Regions from separate parts of the Homo sapiens genome. Here region 2 is linked to region 1. Evidence: read pairs that join two places in POLR2A ChIA-PET (ENCODE). Cell type or tissue: GM12878. All regions are shown on one strand. Each heading gives the region's core, and the rest is flanking DNA. Links, peaks and the distances in the headings are about the cores only.

Region 1 (5,939 bases), core at 769-4,768:
ATTTCATTAAATTCATCCGATTTCTGCCATGGCAGAAAATTTTATTATTTTAGTAATGCGGTCAAGTCATGAAATAAATTGTGTCTTCCTTAGATTGCAGGACTGATAGCTTCTCATATGACTCTTATGAATCAGAATTTTAAAGAATCAGAATTTTAAAGGATAATATTTAAGTCATTGACATCTTAATCTACTTAAAAAGCCCTGCACCCACTTTGGCAGACATGGCTGTCATAAAAGAAATTTTGAGCGCCTACTAGGTGCTTATGACACTGGGAGCAAGGACTCATAATTTCCTGTGTTGTTTCTGCAGACTGAAAGTGTGGTCACTTTGGTGAACCAAGGTAGTGTGATATGAGGTTAGACCATGAAATCATCGGTAAGTGCAGACACGGAGCACATTCACATTTGTTCTTTTCTGCTACCTTGATAGCTTCAGAGTCTACCAGCTAGATGTGTCAGACAGCCCTGCTGGAGGTATCTTTTCCCAAGAAAAAAGACAGCAGGAGTGGAGGAGAGAGTATCAGACTGCAAGTCAGGATGGCTTTGTTCCACTTCTGCCTCCGCCTTGTACTTAATCCACCATGTGCCACTTTCTAGCCATATGGCCTTGGGCAAGTTACTTGACCTCTTGGAGTCCCTCTGTCCTCTTCTGTGAAAATGGGGATAGTATTCACACCTACCTCAAGGTGGTTAAAAAGATCCGGTGACCATCCAGATATGAAAGCACAGAGCCCAGCACTGGGCGCACTATTCACTCTGTAAATGTTACCTGAGGCTGAATCTCATCCTTGCAGGCCATAAACCCCGATTTGACTCTCAGAAACAAGGAGAGCGATAAAGATCCTAGGAGACTTCTGAATATTAGGATCGTCGTAATAGCAGATAGGGAGTGAATCCAAGCAAAACAGAATAGTCACGGCAACTCCCAAGAGGTTTTGCGTACGGACCACTTCTCCCTAGTCATTTAGTCATTGAATAAATGGTCATTTCTCATTCAAGTCCTCACAGAGCTTGAGTGGCCTAAGAAGCTGCTGTGTTCTCTTGACCCACCCTTACCCCCTGACTGGCCTGTAGCTGGGAGGAGGACTAGCAGCTTCTCTGTCTTCAACCTTCAGGGCTCTGATGTCTCTGTCTCTGTGAAGCAGGCCTGATTCTTGCCCCAGGCAGAATTAATGATTCTTTCTTTATATGCTAACACACTTGAACCTCTATTATAGCATCTCTTTCATAATGCTTTTGTGTGGAAGTTGATTGTTTGCATTTTGATCTTTCTCTCTCTATTTTAAATTGCTTGAGGGCATGGTGTGTGCACATAGTGGATACTCAGTAATTGTGGGATTAATATAGATCAGAGCACAGAAGCAGTTTCATGGGGGCTAAGAGCACAGAATCCAGAGCTCAACTTCCCTAGGTTCATATCCTAGTTCTGCCAATAGCTGTGACCTTATACAGGTTCCTCAACACCCAGGAGCCTCAGTTTCCTCATCTATAAAATGGGGACAATAATGCTACCTACCTTATAGGGCTGTTGTGAAAATTAAGTGAGTTAAATATATGTGAAGCACTGTTCTCAGTGATTGGCAGATAGTAATGTGAATTCAGTGGTCATGGTGGTGGCTGTTTTTTGTTTTTGTTTTTTTTTTTTTTTTTTTTGAGATGGAGTTTCGTTCTTGTTGCCCAGGCTAGAGTGCAGTGGCGAGATCTTGGCTCACCACAACCTCTACCTCCCGGGTTCAAGTGATTCTTCTGCCTCAGCCTCCCGAGTAGCCGAGATTACAGGCATGTGGCACCATGCCTGGCTAATTTTGTATTTTTAGTAGAGACGGGGTTTTTCCATGTTGGTCAGGCTAGTCTTGAACTCCCAACCTCAGGTGATCTGCCCACCTCAGCCTCCCAAAGTGCTGGGGATTACAGGCGTGAGTGTGGCTGTTTTATAGCTTGAATCTTTCTTCTGAGGTTTTTTTTTTTTTTTTTTTGGTAGGGGGTTGGGGGGATACGGAGGCTCATTCTGTTGCCCAGGCTGGAGTATAGTGGGGTTATCTTTGCTCACTGCAACATCTGCCTCTCGGGTTCAACTGATACTCGTGCCTCAGCCTCCCAAGTAGCTGGGACTACAGGCGCCTGTCACCACACCCAGCTAATTTTTGTATTTTTTGGTAGAGAAAAGGTTTCACTCTGTTGGCCAGGCTGGTCTCGAACTCCTGACCTGAAGTGATCCGCCTGCCTTGGCCTCCGTAAGTGCTGGTATTACAGGCATGAGCTACCACCTGCGGCCTACAGTCACTTTCTAAGGTTAAATTTGCCAAAGAAAACTACAGGGAACAGTCCTTTTTCTTTTTCTTTTTCTTTTTTTTTCTTTCTTTCTTTTTTTTTTTTTTTTTTTTTTTTTTTACTACTCATGCAAATTTAGTAACTCACCACCTGAAGGTTCCTTAGTTTCTTCATGTGTGGGTACCTGACAGATAGGTACTCACGATTCCATGTTCAGTTATGCTTTCTTTTTAAAAGTATGATTCTTTATTAAAGCAATAGTATAGATCCATTAGCTAAACATAAATTATGATTTATATTGTCAAAGAAATAGAAATATCCACTTAGACTAGATTTGAGGTGGCAAATCGATTTCTTCTTGAGTGCCCACTTTGATCCATTGATCAAAGGTGCATGTGAGGCTGGGCATGGTAGCTCACACCTGTAATCTCAGCACTGTGGGAGGCTGAGGTGACCTCAAGTGTGAGGTCAGGAGATCGAGACCAGCCTGGCCAACATGGTGAAACTCCGTCTCTACTAAAAACACAAAAATTAGCTGGGCGTGGTGGCATTCACCCAGCTACTCGGGAGGCTGAGGCAGGAGAATCACTTGAACCCAGGAGGCAGAGGTTGCAGTGAGCCAAGATTGCACCACTGCAACGCCAGCCTGGGTGGCAGAACGAGATTCTGTATAACAACAACAACAAAAGTGCATGTGAGGAAGGATTGTGGGCCACATCCCGACTCTGTGATCAGTTAGTAATGTCTGTCACAGATATGGCTTGGAGGAGTGGTGGCACATTGGCTGTCCCTGTATTGAATACATTGTTATCAGTCCCCCATGTAACCCTGCCTTTTTCTTTTTCATCTTAAAGAGGAAAGAAAGCTCTTTCCTCACTCATGGTGCTGTGGGCTTATTTACAGTGTGGTTTACCACACCATGGTTTTCTGCTTCTGCTTTGGTAGCTAAAGCTTTTCTCTGGCAGTTTTAGTTGCTTTGATGTTTTAAAGTGTCAAATCTTGGCATGAAAGCTTGTTGCCCCGGTTAATAACTTACTCTAATTACTCTAGTAGATAGCTTTAAAAAAAAATGGAGAGAAGTGATTAAGCAGGCGGTTGATTGCCTGTGTAAGCTTCCTCCTGACTAGGTGATATTGCTGTTGGGGGAAGACGCTTTCCTTCACTCCTTGTTGGGTGGTTTTTTTGGTGTGTGTGTGTGTGTGTGTGCGCGTGTGTGTGTGTGTGTGCGTGTGTGTGTGTGTGTGTGTGTTTATTCCTTCCCTTTCCCAAAAGATAATGGAGAAGGAAAAAAGTAAGATGAGTTCCACCCAGCTGAAAATGAAACTACTGGAAGAACGATTGTTGCCATTACCCCCTGAAAAGCAGCCCTGCATTTCAGCTGCTAAGAAAAGCAAGACACTGTTTGCTCTTTCCTTCTACTCACATGTCCGGCATCTGTCTAGAGTAGCTGAAGGTTCTTTGATTTCTGAGATGTTCTAAGTTGCCTTTCTGCTAGAGTATCTTTGATAGTTTCTTGAAAGCCTATTCATCCCCCACTAAATACAGTAACTACAATTTGAACATAGCTGAACCCTTTATAATTAAAGGTTTTTCTCACAGCCATGGAAGGGTTGAAATAGGTTGACTTCACAGAGTCCCTGCAGATTTTGCTTAAAACGTTTTGATGATTTTAGAGAGGATTTGTCATTTAAGAATAAATTATAATCAAAACAAAAACCACAGCAGTGTTTGAATCATGGCACCATGATACTACGAAGATGGTTTATAATTAAATAAAAGAATCAAGTTCTCAAACTGAGAAAGGGAACAACTTCCCAAGACACACAGCATTTTCTACAGCTGCTCTAAATAAGATGATCCCTGGTCAAAATGAACAAACTTAAGAATGACCTCCCTTTAAAGTCAGTAATCTGGTATCCTTTCTGTATTTATCATTTTATTCATTTCTTTGCGTTTATGTTCAGAGGGGAAATCCAAATGCCTCTAACCCTGTGAAGCAGGTGTTGGTTTGATTATTTAACATTCTGAATTCTAGGATGGAAAGAATGACTGTGACCATCTGATTGTCTTCCTCTGCCAGCTTTTAGAGCTTGGAATCTTAATACTTTTTCAAAACTGTACAGCCTCTAGTTGTGATCTATTAGGCAATTGCAATTTGTTAAATGTCTGGGGCCGGGCGCGGTGGCTCACGCCTATAATCCAGGCACTTTTGGAGGCGGGCGGATCACATGAGGTCAGGAGTTCGAGACCAGCCTGACCAACATGGAGAAACCCCATCTCTATTAAAAATACAAAATTAGCTGGGCATGGTGGCGCATGCCTGTAATCCCAGCGACTCGGGAGGCTGAGGCAGGAGAGTTGAACCTGGCAGGCAGAGGTTGTGGTGAGCTGAGATTGCGCCATTGCACTCCAGCCTGGGCAACAAGAGTGAAACTCTGTCTCAAAAAAAAAAAAAAAAAAAAGTCTGGTAATCTTGCCTATTCTTCCTCATGGTGTGAATCTGGAGGCATTCTCCATTCCCCAAACATTTACTCAGCACCGACTCTGTGTCAAACATAGTAGGAGGTAAGAAGAGGAATATTTGGGAGGCCGAGGAGGGCGGATCACCTGAGCTCGGGAGTTCGAGACCAGCCTGGCCAATTTGGCGAAACCCTGTCTTTGCTAAAAATACAAACATTAATTGGGCGTGGTAGCAGGTGCCTGTAATCCCAGCTACTCAGGAGGCTGAGGCAGGAGAATCACTTGAACGTGGGAGGCAGAGGTTGCAGTGAGCCGAGGTCCCACCACTGCACTCCAGTCTGGGTGACAGAGCGAGACTCCATCTCAAAAAAAAAAAAAGAGGAATCAGATGTGGTCTTGGTCCTTGAACAGCTCAAATCCATAGCCGTCGTGTTCCTGGTCACCTGGGGTCATCTACATCTGAGTTCTTCAGAGTATCAGGGGCCAAGTAAGGAAGACAGCTGTGCCCTGGTCAGGTGATGGAGATGGGGTGACCTAAAAGTGGTGGTTCCTACATAGCTCATGAATTCCAGCTGGGCCCTGGAGCTGCAGAGCTGAGAAAGCAAGACCAGCTTAAAGACAGACCCTGATTTGCTTCGGCTTAGTACAGGTGAAGAAGGTAAACTGGGGTAGAGGAGGAGCCTTCTTCACTTCAAAGGATAGCAATTCCTCTAGAATTGTGAGTTGTCAAAGCTGGAAAGGAACACAGAAATCTTGTAGCCTAGTCTCTTATTTTACATACAGGACAAATTGAGACCTAGGAAAGGAAGTGGCTTGCCCAGGTCAAAAAGTTAGCAGAAGACTCGGAGCAAGTATGTGAAAGGGAACACGACAAAAAGCAAGACTTTCCAACACTTTCAAGCCAGCCTGTCAGATGTATGTACTCAAAAAGGAATGTAAACCTTTCTCTTTGACTAATAATAATTACTTCATTGTCTAGAATTTCCTGTGGGTTAAAGACACTACAACACCTTAGTTAAATGTAACTAATCCCCAGGAAATGATCAGATCTGTGTTTGTTTTAAAAATGATTATTTTCTGTCATTGGTATTTTGTCCGAGACATTTGGACATCTAGCAGCAAGGCAAATGCATATCTGTGTCATTTAACAATGTCAGCAGGTATTGTTACCTCATCTATTTCAGAGTCCTCCACACTGTGGAAGG
Region 2 (5,939 bases), core at 778-4,777, 370 kb before region 1:
CCCAAAATGCTCGGGCTGTGTTTAGGGACCAGGACAGCTACTCCAGTCAAGCCCTCCAAGAGCTTTCCCTAAACTGCTTCTTAAATGAGCCACCCGGGGGATAAGGTGACCATTAAGTCACCCTCCACACAGAATCCTCTTTGGAGAGACAGCGGAGTTCCTGGGCCCCAGCTCCAGTGATCCCTGGATCCTTAGACCAGAGGTTAAGGCCAGGACAAGTCAGCCAACTTCTGGCTCCTCTGCCACACGGGCTGGGGCCCTCTTGGGTCCGGGGATGAGGTAAGTGGGGTGCAGGGACACCCTCAAAGTCCGTGGGTGAAGGACAGGTTCAACCCAAATACTTCCCTATCCAAACTGACCAGCAGAGAAGGTCTAACCGAAGAAGCGCTCAGAGGCCGGGAGGACACTGGCGCCGCTGCTCCTGCTCCCGGAGCAGAGAAGCTTCTCCCGTGCTCCCCACCTCCGCGGCCTCCTAAAGGTCACTTCTGGGCCCGCTGGTCGGGCAGTGTCTGCTCGTCTGGCCCCCAGGGAGGCCTGAGGCGAGGAACTGGCTATTTGGGGCTGGGCCCGCGGAGCCAGGTGTAGAGATCCAAATGGAGTCTCCTTCGGCGAGGGCCAGGCCGGAGCCTGAACTCCCAGCCCTGGCCTGGCTAAGTCTGACCAGTCAAGGGTCTGGGGACGCGATCAACGACAAATGTTGGCCCCGAAGACTTCGGCCTCTGAAACTGCGCTGGGGGTTGAGGAGGATCCCCGATTGCCGGAAAGCTGGGAGCGGCCCAAGCCGGCTGGAGCCCCAATGCTCCCAGCTGGTTCGCCCTTCCCTGGCGCCGCTCGCGGCGCCGCCAGCAACCGGAGCCGAGAGGTGGAGGAGAGCGCGGGGCTGTCGACCCCGGCACCGGGCAAGGTGAGAAGGGAGCCGCCCCGGGCCGCGGATGGGACTTCGCTTCCAGTTCGGAAGAAACGCTCTCCTCTACCCCCAGGGCCGAGATTTCGGTTTCAACCTTGTTTCCCTTCTGCGTCCCAGCAGCCGGGTTTCCCCCGAACCGGGAGCCACCGGCCTTGCATTCTGACCGAGGATCCCCAGCACCCAGTCCCGTGCGGCACGAAGGACGCTCCCCAAACTTCGGGGAGCAGAGGCGCTGACTGGCCCGGCCCCATCCCAGCTCTCAGCCCCGACCCCACAGCCGCGCGCCTACCGTCTCGGTGTCGCCGCGGTCGATGGCGGAGCTGATGGCGGGAGCCTCGCTCTTGGCCCTGCGGTCCATCTCGTCGATGACCCCGTGCACCTCGGGGCCCGACAGACTGTGGAACAGCATCGCGGCGGGACCGGCGGGGCCGGGGGCGCGGCTCCTCCGAGGGAGGGCTTGCCCCCCGCCTCAGCTGCCTGGCGCTCCTGGCGCTAACGGGCCCGGTGCATCGCCACCGCGGCCCCGGCCCCGCCCGAGCTCGGCTGAGCCCCCAGGCCGGGCTCCGGGCCCCGGGCGCTCGCGGGGCAGGACGCCTCCCGCCGAGGCGCAGGGGCAGCTACATTGCGGGGCGCCTGGGCGACGGCGCCAAAGCCAGGGTCACAAGGGCACGGGACAAGCGGGGCGGGGGGAGCAGGAGACTAGGACAGAGGTCGGCGCCCGCCGCGGGCGCTTTCACGCCGCGGGCATCGCCCGCCCGGCTTCAGCGCCCGGGGCGCAAAGCAAGGGCGCAAACTCTGCCCGAGGCGGCGACGGCTGCGGTCGGGGTTCACCCTGAAGCCGCTAGGTGTCCGCGGCGGCCCAGCTGCCTGGACCCCTCCCCTCCCTGGGGTGCGCCCCCAGCCCAAGGCGACCCTCTTGGGCGCTGAGTCGGCGACTGGAGTAGGGGTTTCTCCGAAGCCTGCGAGCCGAGTCGAGCCACCGGGAGAATTGAAGAGGAGGAGGAAGAGGAGGAGGAGGAGGCGGAGGAGGAGGTGGAGGAGGAGAAAAAAGAGGAGGAGCAGAGTGGGAGGAGGAGCCGCCGGCCGCGGGCCCAGCCGCGCGCAATGCTCTCCAAGCGCGCGCCTAGCCCAGCCCCGGCTCTGCAGTCCGCGCCAGCGCAAGCCTCCGCGCCTTTTCTACAGCCGCGCCTGACATCACGTCCTGCCGCCGTGCCATTGGCCGCTCGGCGCCCCAGGCCCTGGCAGCGCGTGCTCCGGGAAGGCGGGAGACCCAAGAGGGAGGGGAGAGGCAAGAGGAGCAGAGGAGAGTCGAGATGGTGGGAGCTGGTGGGCGAGGCTGGAGGGCGGGGGTGGGGGGGAGGCAGGGAGGAGGGAGAGCGCGGGGTTTGGAGTTTTTAAGATACGAACAGCTTCCTGCGATATCTTCAGAAAGGAAAATTAAACCCTCTATCCTAAGAAGGCGCAGCAAGGGGATGCTCGTCTCACTGCGGTCTCCCCTCGGCCTGGAGCCGCGGCCTCAGGCACCCGCCTGGGAGGCCCGGGAAGGCAGGCCTGTGGCAGAGTTGCAAGAGCCTTCGGCCGGCCGTTTCCCATCGAGCTCCGCCTTCGGCCCGGGCTCTGCACAGCGGGCTGCAGGCGGCCGTGCAAGCCTCCTGGGTACCCGGCAGAGCCTGAGTGGCGAGACCGGCGAGAGCTGTGACTCCCGGGGAGGGGGGCCAGCCAGCATATCCACGCTCCAAGCCCGCTAGGGCCCAATCTGCAGCCCAGCGTGTAGCTTCTCGCTCTTCCCGGTCTCTCCCCAGCCTGGAAGAGTGGGGGCGAGCATGGCTTTAGGAACTCAGAAAGGCCAGGGTTCGAATCCTAGCTCTGCCATTTACATGCACTGTAACCTTAGGCAGTGACTTATCCTCCCTTAGCCTGTTTCTGACCTTTATAATGGGCGACAAGAAGCTCTCCTCCGCATGGACGTGTTGATTGAAAGAGACTGTGGATGTAAAATGCCTGGAACATAGTAGGCACTTAGCAAATTATTTCATTACTCTCTCTTGCTCCTTTTCCATTAAAAACTTTCTCACTCCAAGACACATTCGATATCAGTGAGGTTCTTAAAAACCACAGGCCTATTCTCTGCCCACTGGGCACACCATGTCTCAGACCCCGCTGATGGCGCGAGTCCTCCTTACCCGCCTGGCTGCACCACCTCCCCAGGGGCCAACAAAGTAGCGTGCTGGGTAAATCCCAACTGCTACCCCCAGCCTCCAGGTTTCAGGCTCACCCTAGAGTCTCCTGGGGACTGGAGGGAAATACCCAGGTGTCTGGTGGGGGAGGGATTTAGGAAATAAAATGATTGTAGACAAAAACTGAATAAGCACTTCGGTTACAGAGTCCCATCTGGGTCTGCTTCGGAGGCAGGTTTGGCTCCGTCTAATAGGGACAAGGCGGGTGTCAGTCTGAAATGACTTGTTTGCCAGGACAGGTAAGGGGATAGTCAGGACCTGCGGTTTACCTCACAGGGTACAGAGTTGAGGCATGAAATCATGTTTTTCACGTGTGTAAGTAACTTTCACACACAAATATATGTGTGCACAAATATATGTATGCGTGTAATGCCCAAGCACATGAACTTGTGTTCATGTGTGCAAATACACATGTTCATCTCTGTTGGCAATAACACAGCCAGCACGAATTTTATCTCTGTTGGCAAAATCACAGCCAGCACCACTGAAGAGCTAGGGTCTTACACATGCGCATCAGGTGTAAGTGTCTAGAGCTGGGAAGAAGGATGCAACTGCAAAATGGTAAATTGCACGTTATACCTGCACTTGCGTGCTCAGGCGATTCTACTTAAATCACTGCAAGTGCTCCTACGAGGTCGTTTTGCATAATTGAAAAAACTTGAAGTTACAATCATATGTGTATATTCTGCATGTGTACAGATGCCCCAACGCGAGGGAAGGACCACTAAACCCAAAGACGCGCGTGCCCGTGTGTTCACACAGACGTGTGCTTCGGCGCCTGCACACGGCCGGCGCGCAGGCATGCGGACGCCTACACGAATACATAGGCATGTTTTATTGACGCATCTGGGGCACTTTCTTTCAAAGAAAGTAAGGAATGAAAATCCAATCTGAGAGTCACCAGGGTTCATCTGGAGGTCGCCCAAGGGGCAGAAAAAATTTGTAATGACGCTAGAGTGTTTGTCCTTGGTGCAACTCCACTCTCGGGAGGGCTGGATACAATACGTTTGGAAAGCTCGAGGGGCTGCCTTAGGATCTGGGGGCGGGGGGTGGGGTACTCAGCAACTCTTGCCGCGGGCTGCTCAAGAAACGTGGAAACACACCCTGCGACTTTCCACTCCCCCATACATATAGGCACGCGATTCCGTCGCCACCTCTCGGACCAGCAGCCCACGTCCAACGCTGGGCCGACCCCAGATACACAGGCAGTCGGGATTCCCGCCCGGTGCGCTTGTCTATTCATCCCTCTGCGTCAGGCTGGGACGCGCTCCGTCTGTAAAAGGCTCAAACGCATCTCCCGCCGCGGGGCGGGATCTAGGGGCCCAGGCCCCGGGGTCCAGAGGCGGGTAACTTTGCTAATCTCCCCCAGCGGCGGGGAACGTCGCGCAACCGCTGAGCCCTGTCCGCCGAGACTAAACAAGCAGAGGAACAGGCTGTAAACACACATCCTGACACGTGAGTGACATTTACGCGGTGCGAGAAGCTGCAGCCAAGGGAAAGGCAAGGGGTGGGGGGAGCGGGCACCGACAGGTACGGAACCTTCGCAGGCGCCGGAAACGGCGGCCCCTCGACCTCCCCCTCCCCCAGAAAGTGGCAACGAATGCCTAAGTCCCCCGAACCTGCCTTTTGTGGGAGGTGACAGGTGAACGGAATTCAGGTCTGGCCACTCTCGCCGCTGCCTACCTCCCCACCATCTGCTTCCTCGCAGACAAGCAGACCCGGCGCATAATGAGGTAGCAGCCTCCAGCCGGCCACCGTGACTAACTCAGAACAAAAGCGCTCCCTCCACGCCTCCTCCAACAAAGGGGCCACCAGCCCCGGCGCTCCCCGAAGGCTGCGGGGCTCCCGGCTGCCGGCTGCGGAGCTGCCGCGCGCAAACTTCCCGGGGCTCCCGGGGCTGCCGGCGCCACGGAGCCGGGGCCGCGGAGGGAGGAAGCGCAAGCCGCCCGGAGAAAGTGAGGCCAGACCCGGCGGGGGAGAGGGGAGGGAGCCGGGCGGCCGCGGAAGGAGGGTGATTGATCAGTGCGCGGTGCCCGGCGCTCTGTCCCGTTATTAGAGGCGGCCAAAGCAGGGCCACGCAATAACCTCAGAATCGCCAACTAATTGACGCTGCAGGCAACTACTTCATTGTGCGCGCTGGTTTTATGTCTTCATAGCCGGTGATTGACAAGGTGTAATTAGTCATCTCACTCGGTGATAAACATGGGCACCCTCCTCCCGCGGCATCAGGCCGTGTGTACCAGCAGAGGAAGCGATAGTTGACGCTGATATACCATTAAATCAAAATGAAGACGTTCAGAAGTGTGTGTTTGCTGTGACGCTGTGATGGTTTATTTCTCAAATACGGCACCAACAGATTTACTTGATTTGCAAGTTAACTACAACATTAACTGGTTTTATTTATTTTGCCTCTTCCTTCCTCTTCCTAGGCAGGGATGTTGCTCTTGGAGAATGTGAAGACAGTTTGCTTCTTGACAAGCGAGCGAACGGGCGCCCAGATTTTTGCAGCCTTTCCGAGTCTCCCCCGAGGGAGAGGCGGCAGAGAAAACGCCGGATTTGGGAGCCACCAGGGAAGGATCCGCGCAGGGGAGCCGCCCTCCTTGGCCCCAGACCCGCCTGCCTGGGGCCCCCTTTGCTCACTGTCAATGTATGGTCTGAAGCTCTGAGGATGGTGCTGGGGACTGGGGTCGGGGGAAGCCTCTTGAATAATAACTGCAAAGAAGAAAGAGGCGAGAACGTCTCCCTAACCTTGAAGCAGAAAGGACTGTGTTCTTAAAGCTGTTGGCTGCAGTCAC

What was found. Peaks named below come from ENCODE experiments on the same cell type or tissue, not always from the same donor. Only the 100,000 strongest peaks of a DNase experiment are listed, where the experiment ranks them.
Region 2: POLR2A ChIA-PET joins it to region 1 with 8 read pairs; 2 of 35 experiments call an interaction of 5 or more read pairs at or near these places.

Annotation. Positions count from the first base shown.
Region 1 is chr9:123,635,495-123,641,433 of GRCh38, reverse strand. All of the region lies in intron 9 of DENND1A (DENN domain containing 1A), which reads left to right. Among named protein-coding and RNA genes, the nearest start is that of MIR7150, 150 kb to the right of the region's middle. In GM12878, for the core only: no CTCF peak of the experiment used is centred there; a DNase peak (open chromatin) is centred at 3,203.
Region 2 is chr9:124,007,726-124,013,664 of GRCh38, reverse strand. It overlaps LHX2 (LIM homeobox 2), which reads right to left and starts at 1,897. Exons shown (of 5, transcript NM_004789.4): 1 at 1,197-1,897. The coding sequence starts at 1,316. LHX2-AS1 (LHX2 antisense RNA 1) reads left to right here and starts at 4,269. Exons shown (of 2, transcript NR_135129.1): 1 at 4,269-4,599; 2 at 5,574-5,939. RefSeq lists enhancers at 1-412, 413-985, 4,840-5,550, 5,551-5,939 and a silencer at 1,924-1,973. In GM12878, for the core only: no CTCF peak of the experiment used is centred there; no DNase peak of the experiment used is centred there; H3K4me3 peaks cover 1,784 bases.